Linked DNA regions of Homo sapiens: all the other regions are linked to region 1. The links are chromatin contacts, found by Hi-C or POLR2A ChIA-PET in ENCODE. All regions are on one chromosome and are shown on one strand. Each heading gives the region's core, a stretch centred on a gene start or an enhancer-like site at or near the end of the contact. The rest is flanking DNA. Distances are from core to core; before and after follow the strand shown.

Region 1 (2,743 bases), core at 25-2,524:
GGAGGGGCCCAGGAGGATGCAGATCTCCAGCTTGGGCAACTGGGAGCGTGGTGGACAGGTCACTGAGATGAAGAACCCAAGATAACAATCAGACTTGAAGATAAAGCTCATGAGCTGATTCTTAATAGTCACAGAATTCCCTTAATTTTTGCCTTTTTTTCCCTTCCAAGACTCCCCAGACTTTTTTTTTTTTTTTTTTTTTTTGAGATGGAGTTTCGCTCTTGTTGCCGAGGCTGGAGTGCAATGGCGTGATGTTGGCTCACCGCAACCTCCGCCTCCCGGGTTCAAGCGATTCTCCCGCCTCAGCCTTCCGAGTAGCTGGGATTACAGGTATATGCCACCACACCCGTCTAATTTTGTATTTTTAGTAGAGACCGGGTTTCTCCATGTTGGTCAGGCTGGTCTCGAACTCCCGACCTCAGGTGATTCCCCCGCCTCAGCCTCCCAAAGTGCTGGGATTGCAGGCGTGAGCCACCGCGCCCGGCCAACTCCCCAGACTATTAATGACATCCTACAAAACGAGAAGCCGGGTTCTACGCTTGCACTGCTCCCTGTCCCGGAGACCGCACGCCCGAGCCCACCGAGGGGCCCGCCTCGAGCTCGGCGTCCTCCCAGGTTACCTCGAGCTCAGGGAAGCTGAGCACCACCAGGGAAGCACAAGCGCGGACACTGTCCCCTTTCACGAAGGACACGTCAACGCCCCCGACCCTCTGCAGACCCGAGAAGGCGGGGTCTCGCTGCCACGCCTCGGTGTCCCGGTCTACGACGTGGGCCTTCAGCCGAGCTTGCTCCCTAGGAGGACAGAAGCGTCAAACTTGGTCGGGGTCACACCTCAGACTCTGCCTCCTCCACCCGCGCGGCTGCAGCGGACAGAGCGCCTCTGCCGGGTCTTCTCCCGCTTCAAGGGAAAGCAAGGGACATACCGCCGAGGCCACAGTCCCTAGGAGCCCAGGCGGCGGAGACCCGCGCAAGCGCAGGCCAGACAAACTGGCCGGAAGCGAGAACCGCGCCCACCCCGCGGACTACAATTCCTGAGATCCCTCCGCTTCCGCGCCGGAAACTGGGCTTTGCTTTGGAGTCTCGGGCGGTGGCAGCTCCGATTCCACAGCCTGAAGACTATGAGCTCGGAGGGTCCGCGAAGGGCCGCCCGGCCTCGGCCCCCGCCTCCTGCGCGTCGCCTGACAGCATTACCGTTTCCACAGTGACAGCGTTTCCTCCGGCGGCCCTCCCGCCGCCTCCAGGGCCATGGCTTCGTCCCGGGCACCCCTTCCGCACGTCACTTCCGGAAGCGACTCGCTCTGACGCCGTCCGCCCTCGTTGCCATGGAGACGCTTGCGCTTTCCCGGGCCGCACTTCCCACCCGGGTCTTCAGAAGCCCGTGGCCGCTGGGTGAGCCCCTGCGTGAACGCACACGCACGCACACGGCTTCAGGTTGCCCCGCGGCGCCGCGCGCGATATCGGCTCGGATCCCGGGAGGCCGTCCGCCCCTTTTTCAGCGGATAGCTGAGGCCAGGTAAGTGACCGCGCGAGGACCCGGGAACTCCGTGACGCCCGTCCCGCCTCTGCTGTCCCCGCCGCAAGCGCTGCGCTCTGCACGGCGAGAGGGGCCTCTTGCCCTGTTGAGAGCCGGCGGGCACGGCACTTCTGCGCTTGGAAAAGGGTGGTCCAGCACTGCAGGTCCCACTCCTTGGCCCGGTCAGCGTCCGCCTTTGCTGAACCCCGAAAGGATTCACCAGGTCCAGGACAGCCCGGCAGTTGCCTCAGGAGCACTTACTGAGCGCCTGTCGTTGACGCCCCCACCTCGATGGCAGCTCAGGGGTGCCCTCAAGCTTTTGAGGGCAGGTGTCGTGTATTTAAATTCTTCACAGTTTAGCGGGCTGGACTCACGGGGGTGCTGCAGACTTGGACGGGGTTTCATCTGGGTCGGACCTTGCTGGGCAGAAAGCTTCTCCTACCAGACAAAGTACGGCGACCTTGGGGGGTCTTGGTTCTTACCTCGTGTTCCTCATTGAATGAGTGTTGGTTCAGTGCTCTCGCTGTGCCAGGTGTTGTGCGAAGTACTGTGAGGGAGAATATGTATTTATTTGTGGGGAGCCGACTTTAAACCGGTGGTTGGGAAAGGCCTGAGAGGCGATATTGAAGACACCTGAAGGGTGAGTGAAAGAGCACGGCGGGTGAGTGGAGCAGCTTTCTCGTGCAGGTCCCGGGGTGGGAAAGAGGTTGGTGTATTTGAAGCACTGAAAGGCAGCCACTGAAGCTGAAGTGTAGCAGTTTAACCCATGGTTTTATATTCTCCTGGGAGGATTCAGAAGGGTGTATGTGTGTATGTATATATAATAGCCTGAATATAAACGTCAAGGGTGTTAGGTTTTGAAGGGAAGGTGAAGGTTAAAGAATGACGCACAGTGAGATTGCCGGCGCGCGGGCGGCTCTACAGCAACACAGGTGTATTGCAAACACCTGTCGGGGGCCAGCTTAATGCCAGAGCCCACCAGCGATTACAGGCTGGGGTACTCATAGGCCTGGGCAGGAGGGATCTAGGCAGTATGGCTTGCTGTCCGGGAAGATGTTAACGTGTTCCCAGGATGAGGTGGTTCCGGCAGAATGTGGTGTTCCTGGCGCTTTGTCCCAGCAGAATATGTTAAGAGGCAGGCTGTTTCTCATGGCTCGAACCCCCGTGGAATGTTTCACTTTGACCAAGGTCTACAAAATGGAAAGGGGCTTACAAAATGACGCAGTTTGG
Region 2 (2,700 bases), core at 131-2,630, 880 kb before region 1:
TTACATAATAAAAAGGAGGTTATGGAATGTGTATGCCATTTCATTTATATAAAAGTAAATGGGCTGGGTGCGGTGGCTCATGCCTGTAATACCAGCACTTTGGGAGGCCGAGGTGGGCGGATCACCTGAGGTCGGGAGTTTGAGGCAAGCCTGGCCACCATGGTGAAACCTGGTCTCTACTAAAAATACAAAAATTAGCCGGGTGTGGTGGCGGGAGCCTGTAATTCCAGCTACTTGGGAGGCTGAGGCATGAGAATAGCTTGAACCTGGGAGGTGGAGGTTGCAGTGAGCCAAGATCACACCACTGCATATACAGCCTGGGCGACAGAGCAAGACTCTGACTGAAGAAAAAAAAAAAAAAGAACGCAGGCATTTGTTATTTTGCCTGCGTATTTAATTAGTCTTTACCCAGGCATTTCCTCCTGTTCTCCTGAAGGTGGGGCACAGCCTTACTTGGTGGCTGCACTGCCAGTGCCTGAGGAACGGGCCTCTGTTCTAAGACACCTGGTCCTGCAGGTGCTGCAGACACGGCCTCCTTTCCTCCGCCGTCCTCCCCCAGCAGCCTGGAATCACTTGCTGCTTCCCAGCCATTCGGTCTACGCGCTCATTCATTAGACTCAGAGTGAGCAGCTAGGTGCCAGGAATCCACAGATCTATCGGGACCCTTCTCTGTTCTCTCCTCTCCCCGGTCTCCATTTCTACCCGAGGAATTCTCATTTGTCCTTCAAGCTCCAGCCTAGAAGCCACCTCCTTCTGGAAGCCCTCCCGGGTTTCCCTGTTCATGTAAGCCTCCACCTCTCCTGTCCCCTCCAGGAATGTCCCTTGCTCTTTTCGTGTGAAAAGGTGAAGTTCAACATTGCCACTGATCTGGGCGCAGTTCGGCAGGGCACCGCCTCCCCTTGGAGCTGTGTGGCCTTAGCGGAGTGGCCGAGCCTCTCTGTGCCCAGCGTTTCATTCCTACCTCCTAGGTGCTAATTCCTCACAACAGACTATTTTTCGGCTGAGGCAGTCAGGGCCCCCGCCCCCGTGCCCTGGCGCCAAGCACTCGCCCCAGAATCGGTCCTGGGAATAAAGGTCAAAAAGGAACCCTTAAACCCGCTCCTCCCCGGAAGGCACAGCGCCTCCCCTTCTCTCCAGCCCGCGACTGCCCATCCAAACCGAGGCCTCGCGGGGCGAGTCCCTTGTCCTCCAGCTCGTTGAACTGGGGCCCCGGGCACAGGTCGGCTGGACCAGCTTGGCGAACCGGACAGCTGCGAGACCCTCAGGTGCCCACCGGCCCAGTTTCCGCCCGCCCCTCCGGGCCCGCCTCTCATTGGCTCGCGTCCCACCAAACCCTACCCCCTGGCCGTCACTTCCGGGCAACGGAGCCCGTGGAAGGCGGAAGTGTGAGCGCCGCGGCGGCAGCTGAGTTGGGCTGAGGTGTCCCTAGCTGGCTCTGCGGCTCTTCCGGGTCTGGGCTCGGAGATTCACAGGCGGCCCGCGAGGCCGAGCGAGGGACGCATGGCCCTGAGGCGGCCGCAGGGCTTGGCGGGGTCCGGAGGTTGACCTCGCCCCCGCAGCCGGCCTTCGAGGCTGCCTCCTCCAGGCAGCCTCTGGGGCCCGCGCCCGCGCCTGCTCAGGCTCCCGTGTTCAGGCTGCCCATCCCCTCCCCACCGGCGTCCCGGACGTTGGGACCTGTGACCGTGGCCTCGGGCTGGGCTTCCAAAGCCGGCCGCAGCCCGGCGACCCCCGAGGCCTCTCGCCCCGGGCCCCTAGACCTCTCACTATGACCGCGGCCGCCGCCTCCAACTGGGGGCTGATCACGAACATCGTGAACAGCATCGTAGGGGTCAGTGTCCTCACCATGCCCTTCTGCTTCAAACAGGTGAGTCCGGTGGGCCCGGAGATCACCGCCCTCGCCTCCCCCGCAGAGGGGGCGTCTGGCTGGGTCGTCCTGGTTAAAGTTCCCGCCGGGGCAGGGCTTCGCTGGGCGGGTGCAGGCGGCCGCGGGCGGGGCGACCCTCTGGGTCCCGGCGCAGTTCCCGTAGAGAATCCGTGGATGAGAAGCGCACGGCGTTGGCCCTGGCAGCCCTTGTCAGCCCGGGCCGGAAAGTTCCCCACACTCAAAAACTCGATACCGAAGCAAAGTGTAACAAAGCAAAATGATCCTCCAGAATCGGAAGGGAACGGTGGGACTCCGTATTTTTACATTTTATCGTGTTTTTAAAAACTCTGACCCAACTGCACCTGTCTTCAGAAGCACACAACTCACCACTCCCAGGCTTCGACACTAGATAGGGACCTTGGTTGCAAGGTGATTAAAAACATCCACCAGGTTATACACCTAAGATCTGCGTTTCACAAAAACCGCACATTTGGCAGGGGGTGGTGGCTCACACCTGTAATCCCAGCACTTTGGGAGGCCGAGGCGAGTGGATCACCTGAGGTCAGGAGTTCGAGAACTGCCTGACCAACATGCTGAAACCCCATCTCTACTGAAAATACAAAAATTAGCCGGGGGTGGTGGCACATGCCTGTAATCCCAGATACTTGGGAGGCTGAGACAGGAGAATAGCTTGAACCTGGGAGGCGAAGGTTTCAATGAGCCGAAGGTTGCAGTGAGCCGAGATCACGCCATTGCACTCCAGCCTGGGCGACAGAGGGAGACTCCGTCTCAAAAACAAAAACAAAAAACTGCACATTTGATCTAATGTGTGCAGA
Region 3 (2,700 bases), core at 1-2,500, 620 kb after region 1:
GACCCGGCGACGTCCCCCAGCTTCCCGCGCTGGCGTTTCTCGCAGGATGTCCGCCGCCCACGTTGGGAAGAGCGGTGGACAGGAAGTGCGCGGGCCGGGCGCCGGGGTTCGGGGAAAGCCAGACGCACCCCCAGCCGCTCGCCCCATCCTCTGCCGGCTCCGCCCAGATGCCCTTAGCCCACCCAGGCCCCGAGCAGGGGGCGGCGAGGGGAAGGCGAGGTTCGGGGCCGAAGCCTGGCGGGGGCGGGCAGCTTGGGCTAAGGGCAGGGGCAGGTGGCTGCGGGCGTCGGGGATGGTCGGGGGGCAGGAAGAAGCCGCGCGACATCCTCTGTGGGGTCCTGGGCTGCAGCCGGGCTCCGGAGGGAACAGCCCGGCCTCCACCAGGTCTGTGTTCGGCTTCGGAGCCGGGGACGAGCGCTCCAGCCAGCCCGGCTCGCAGGGCCCGGAGGGTGGCCGAGGGCAGGGCCGCGCGACAGGAGCCTGAGACACATGCACATTGATTTGTTAGCGGGACCCGGCTTGGGGGGGGGGGGGACGTTGCCATGGAGACCGGGGGTCGGGTGTGCGGCTCCGGGGGAGGGGGGCGGGGGCCGGGGGAGAAGCCAGCCGATGGGCGCGCCGCAGGCTCTCGGGGTTCGGGCGCGGCCCGCGGCGCCCCAGCACCTGTGCATTGTGCATTGTGCGGCGCGGGCGGCTGGGGGAGGGGACCGCGCGAGTCCTGGGCGGTGGGGGTGGGGCGGCGGGCCGGGGTCTGCCGAGGGGCGGAGCCGGGCTGACATCGCCGCGGGGATCCCAGCGAGAGCTGTGGGGGACGCCGAACGCCGGAGGGACAACTTGGTGGCGGGGGAGGGGGGCCCCGGCGAGGACAGAGGGCGGCCTGCCCCCCTCGCCAGCCCCGCAGACTGACAGCGGCCGGGCCCGCCTTCCCCTGGCGTCACTTCCGGCGGCGCCCCCTCCCACTCGCGCGCTCGGTCTCTGGAGTCGCCTCGGACTCCGCCCCCTGGCGATTGGAACGCTGGTCACGTAGCAACGCGGGGGAGAAAGGCAGAGGGGCGTGGCTCGGAGCTCGTCCAATCAGCGTGCGGGGGCGCAGGCCTCCGGCCGCTCGGCTTTAGCAACGTCGTTAGCAACACGTGGGGCGGGAGGAAGCACTGGGCGGAGGGGAGGGGGCCGAGCGGAGGAGCGCGGGAGGGGGGCCGCGGGAGGGAGCGAGAGCGCCGGGAGGGGGAGGAGAACTGACGTCAGCGGGAGAGTATTATGGTCTGTCGTGCGCTGGCTGCTGCTTTTCTGCTCCTGGAAGCGGCCAAGGGGGGAAGCGGCGAGTCAACATGGAGCTTTCAGCGGTGGGGGAGCGGGTGTTCGCGGCCGAAGCCCTCCTGAAGCGGCGCATACGGAAAGTAGGTGCCCCCGGGCCTAGGGCCTCCGTGCGGCCGGGCCCTCCCCTCCCGGCCCGGGTTCCCTCCCCCTGCTGCAGCCCAGCTTCCCTTCCCCCAGGTCCCAGCAGCGGCCGCGGCCGTGGCGGCGGCGGCGGCGGCAGCTCTGAGCCCAGGCGCTTTCCTTAGACTTGCAGCGATGCACGGATTGCATGGGTGGGGGGCGGGGTGGGGAATGAATGCCGGTGCATGCACTTTGTGCAGCATTAGGTGCAGGGGTGATGCAGCGGGCGCGTGCCTTTTGCGGCGGGGTTTCGAGCATTCATCTGGTGCATGCATTTTCGCATGCATTTCTTGTATCCTCGTCATGCGTTTCTCCCCATGCACACACATTATCGCCTTTGCACCCGCAGGGACGCATGGAATACCTCGTGAAATGGAAGGGATGGTCGCAGAAGTAAGTAGGTTATATGCAATTCTCAACCCCAGACTGTTATTCGGGAGGTTTCTTTCTTCCTCTTTTTGCCTTTACATTGAAATACAATACAATGCAATGAGAAAAGTTACACACACACACACCCCCTCTGCTCTCACCCTGCTCCTGGGACTGATGCCCACTTCTTCCTGATTCCCTTTAGGTACAGCACATGGGAACCGGAGGAAAACATCCTGGATGCTCGCTTGCTCGCAGCCTTTGAGGAAAGGTACAGACCCTTCCAAGTCCCAGCCGCTCACTTAGAAACAAGTAGAGTGGCTTCTTTCCAGCCTGGACTAGAGTCCCACTTGCTTTCTTTACTCACGCACCCTTTCTCCTTTTCTTCTTTCTCCAGGGAAAGAGAGATGGAGCTCTATGGCCCCAAAAAGCGTGGACCCAAGCCCAAAACCTTCCTCCTCAAAGTAGGTTGGCAGTGTCCAATGGTGGAGGACCATGTTATGGAGTGATTTGTGGGAAGGGGGCTCTGAGGGCTGTGAGCCAATGGGGTGTCCACACATGTTGCCTATTTGTAATGTAGGAGGGAGTTCCCTGACAAGATGTCACCAAGTCAGTAGCAGCACCAACTGTGTCTGGGGGGACGGGCTTGGCCACACTAGAATTCCTTTACGCTCCCCCTCCCAAATGGACACAATAATCAAATGCAAAAAGTGTACTTTTTGCAAATGACTACTTCCAGCCAAATCTTCTACCTCTTCTCTCATCCTTCTACCTCTCAGCTCCAACAGCCATCCCACCCATTCATCCAGCCATCCACCCACCCACCCACCCACCCATCCATGCATCCATGTAGAAATTCCCAGGCATCATAGGGTAAAGATAGGAGGTCAGGGA
Region 4 (2,700 bases), core at 21-2,520, 640 kb after region 1:
AGGCCAGGAGCAGCCTCGGGTCCAGGATGTTCTCCTCCGGCTCCCAGCTGTTATGTCTGCAAAGCAGAGGACAGGGCAGCATTAGACGCCAGGCTGATGATCACCGCTTTGCAAGGCAGCCCGAGGGGGCTCGCCCTCACCGCTCCTCGACTTGGGCCGATGGCAGTGGCACCGTAGCACCATGGCACTTCTCAAAGTCCAAACCCAGGTTTTGGAGGCTGGCCACCCCCCACCAAGCCAGCACTCTAACCTCAGACCCAAAGGGAAACTGCCGCTCCAACCCCCCAATTAAAACAAGGCCACAAGAGGACTCCCACAGTCTCTGCCTGGGAGAAAAACAAACCCCCATAAAACGCAAAGTTGCAGAGAGGGATTCCCCCAAACCCTGGCCCGGAGCCAGAGGAGGAAGGGAAGGCAGGTCCAGCATGCAGGGAGGGGCACAGGCGCCCAGCCCGAGATCCAGAACAATGTGGCGCGCGGGCCGGGGCACCTCGAGGGGTAGCGAAGAAAGAGCGGGGTCCGGGAAGACGCAGAAACGGGGCCGCGGGAGCAGCTGTGCAGAGAGCCCCTTCCGGGGATGCCAAACACCCTCCCTTCCATTAAAAGAAAGAAAAAAAAAAAGAAACTCTACATCCATCAATAGCAAGCTCAGGTTACAGCGGGGAGAATCTGGCCAAGAGGAGGGGGGCTTGCATCCCGCGCCTCCCTCCCGGCCGGGACGGGGGTTGGGGGGAGCGCGGCGCGGCAGCCGAGGAGGTTCTGGCGCGGGGGGCCGCCCAGCTCTGCACCCGCGGGCGTGTAAACAAAGGGCAACCTCGGGCCGGGCGGCCCCCGCCCCCCTCAGAGCCGGAGGAGCCCGCGGGGACCCCGCGAACTTCCCGCTCTGCCCGCGGGCGCCCCCAGGCCACCGGACGGCGCGGCCGAGGGGCTCCACGTCCCCACCCCCGGGCGAGGGGGCGGGAGGGGGGCGCGGCGTCGCGGGGGACTCACTTGGAGGACCAGCCGCGCCACTTGACCAGGTACTCCAGCTTGCCCTGCGGGGAGAGAAGAGGGGCCGTGAGCCAGACGGACAGCGGGCGGCGGGCGGGGGGCCCGGCGGGCCGCACGCACCTTGCGGAGCCGCTTGCTCAGGATGCACTCGGCGGCGAAGACCTGCTCGCCCACGCTGCTCAGCTCCTCCATGCTGCCCGGCAGCCAGCCCGACCGCGGCGCCCGCCGCCAGTCACCCGCCCGGACCGCCGCGCGCCCCGCCGGCAGCACACAAAGCACCGCCCCCGCCCGGCGCCGGCCCGCCCCGCGCACGCGCACCGCCGCTCCGCGCCCGCGCCCCGGCCCGCCGCCCGCCCCCGCGCGCTGCCCAAATCCCGTGCGGGCCAATCAGCGAGGGGGGGCGGGTGCGGGGCGGGGCGGGGCGCGCATTGTCCGCGGCGGGCTGGGCCTCGCGCTCCGGCGGGGGGTCCCGCGCGGGGCCCCGGGCGGGGGCGGGGGCGGGGGTGGGGGCGCGGGCGGGCCCCTGGCTGGGGGAGGAGGTGCCTAGGGACTTCGGGCCTGGGGCGCCCACCGAGTCCCGCGTGATTCCCGGGGCGCGCCCGCCCTTGCTCCCAACTCCGTTTTCCGGGCAAAAAGCCATTGTTCTGGCCCGAAGGGAGGGAAGCGGGACGGGGCGCGGCGGCTGCTTCCTGCCCCCGCCTTCGAGGGGCGCTGCTCCGGGGCACGCGGGGCCCCACCCTTCCCCCGGCTTCTTGAACTGGCTTTTCCTCGGCAGCGGGGGAGTCGCTCTGTTTTGGACGAGAGCAAAACGGGTCGGGGGCTGGGGAAGGAAAGGAAGACGAAGTCCGGGGGAGGGGCCCACAAACCCCAGCAGCCGAGGCTTTTTCCCCCAAAGGCGAGAGAGGAAAATGCTTTAACTTAAACCACCAAGCACTCTGAGAAAGAAGTAATACGAACTGCCCGGAGTTCTTATTAAACAGCTATGAAAAGTGGATCCAGCCCCCGAGTTTTAGGGCACGTGTAGGGAGAAAACCAGCTGCACCTTTTCTGAATTTGTTCCCCGATTTTGATGAAATGGAGGGGGAGGGGGCGGTTTGCAAGGCTGTTCCTAACTTCGGACTAGGTCAGTAGTGGCCCGCCAGGGCTGGGCAGCCGGCGTCCTTCGGATCAATTGTCCGCGGCAGAAAAGGGTCAGGCCATGTTATGAAAGTGGGGGTGACCCCTTGTCCTCCCTGTGATCGTCGTCAGCAGGCTACCCTTTTATTCCGGTGTTAAGATTCGAATTCCATGAAGAATCACCCTTTAAGTTATTTAGATTTTGAATCAGGACAAGTCAAACACGTAATGAAAGAGACCTGAGCCTTAGCTTCATTCGTCTCAACGCAGTCTAACTCCATGAAAATTCACTCTCTGCTTTTCTTGCTTCCTTGAACACAGCTGCAAAATTCTCTTTCTGTTGAGCAGATCCAAAAGTCGTTTCTTGTTGTAGGAGACTGTCTCAATGTAATTGTGATCATCAAAACCATATTTATAAAGGGTTCTGCAGGAGAAATGTGTTTTTTTGTTTTTACAGAAAGGCCTACTGGAGAAAATACTGAACTGTAGGAACCGATCTTTCAATTTATGGCGTGTTCTTCAGTTTCTTTGGTTAGATAGGTTACATTCATTTGATTTCCTGGAGAGTACGTGCAAATTCAGATGTTGTTTGCA

Evidence for each region. A loop is a pair of places that touch in the nucleus more often than their neighbours do. ChIA-PET counts read pairs that join two places held with the same protein, here RNA polymerase II (POLR2A). Pooled maps may share reads with other maps.
Region 2: a pooled map shows a loop between it and region 1 (11-fold over the local background). The contact joins the promoter of SLC38A10 here to the promoter of RNF213-AS1 in region 1. A Hi-C loop is called at or near these places in 7 of 50 pooled maps.
Region 3: a loop to region 1 is called in a map of dorsolateral prefrontal cortex, with 3 times the contacts of the local background. The contact joins the promoter of CBX8 here to the promoter of RNF213-AS1 in region 1. A Hi-C loop is called at or near these places in 1 of 168 maps with a recorded cell type or tissue (dorsolateral prefrontal cortex) and 6 of 50 pooled maps. POLR2A ChIA-PET finds 5 or more read pairs at or near these places in 2 of 52 experiments (GM10248 and PC-9).
Region 4: a pooled map shows a loop between it and region 1 (6-fold over the local background). The contact joins the promoter of CBX2 here to the promoter of RNF213-AS1 in region 1. A Hi-C loop is called at or near these places in 1 of 50 pooled maps. POLR2A ChIA-PET finds 5 or more read pairs at or near these places in 2 of 52 experiments (H1 and PC-9).

The regions. Positions count from the first base shown.
Region 1 is chr17:80,413,699-80,416,441 of GRCh38, reverse strand. RNF213-AS1 (RNF213 antisense RNA 1) reads left to right here and starts at 1,274. Exons shown (of 2, transcript NR_029376.1): 1 at 1,274-1,513. ENDOV (endonuclease V) reads right to left here and starts at 1,275. Exons shown (of 10, transcript NM_173627.5): 1 at 1,192-1,275; 2 at 621-792. The coding sequence starts at 1,247. RefSeq lists an enhancer at 753-842.
Region 2 is chr17:81,293,987-81,296,686 of GRCh38, reverse strand. It overlaps SLC38A10 (solute carrier family 38 member 10), which reads left to right and starts at 1,380. Exons shown (of 16, transcript NM_001037984.3): 1 at 1,380-1,864. The coding sequence starts at 1,766. RefSeq lists an enhancer at 715-804 and silencers at 1,465-1,734, 1,835-1,904.
Region 3 is chr17:79,795,627-79,798,326 of GRCh38, reverse strand. It overlaps CBX8 (chromobox 8), which reads left to right and starts at 1,250. Exons shown (of 5, transcript NM_020649.3): 1 at 1,250-1,397; 2 at 1,787-1,830; 3 at 2,012-2,077; 4 at 2,204-2,270. The coding sequence starts at 1,329. RefSeq lists silencers at 612-771, 802-1,011, 1,172-1,551 and enhancers at 923-1,217, 2,465-2,700.
Region 4 is chr17:79,776,718-79,779,417 of GRCh38, reverse strand. CBX2 (chromobox 2) reads right to left here and starts at 1,270. Exons shown (of 5, transcript NM_005189.3): 1 at 1,111-1,270; 2 at 991-1,034; 3 at 1-56. The coding sequence starts at 1,182. RefSeq lists an enhancer at 17-610 and silencers at 1,006-1,075, 1,086-1,465.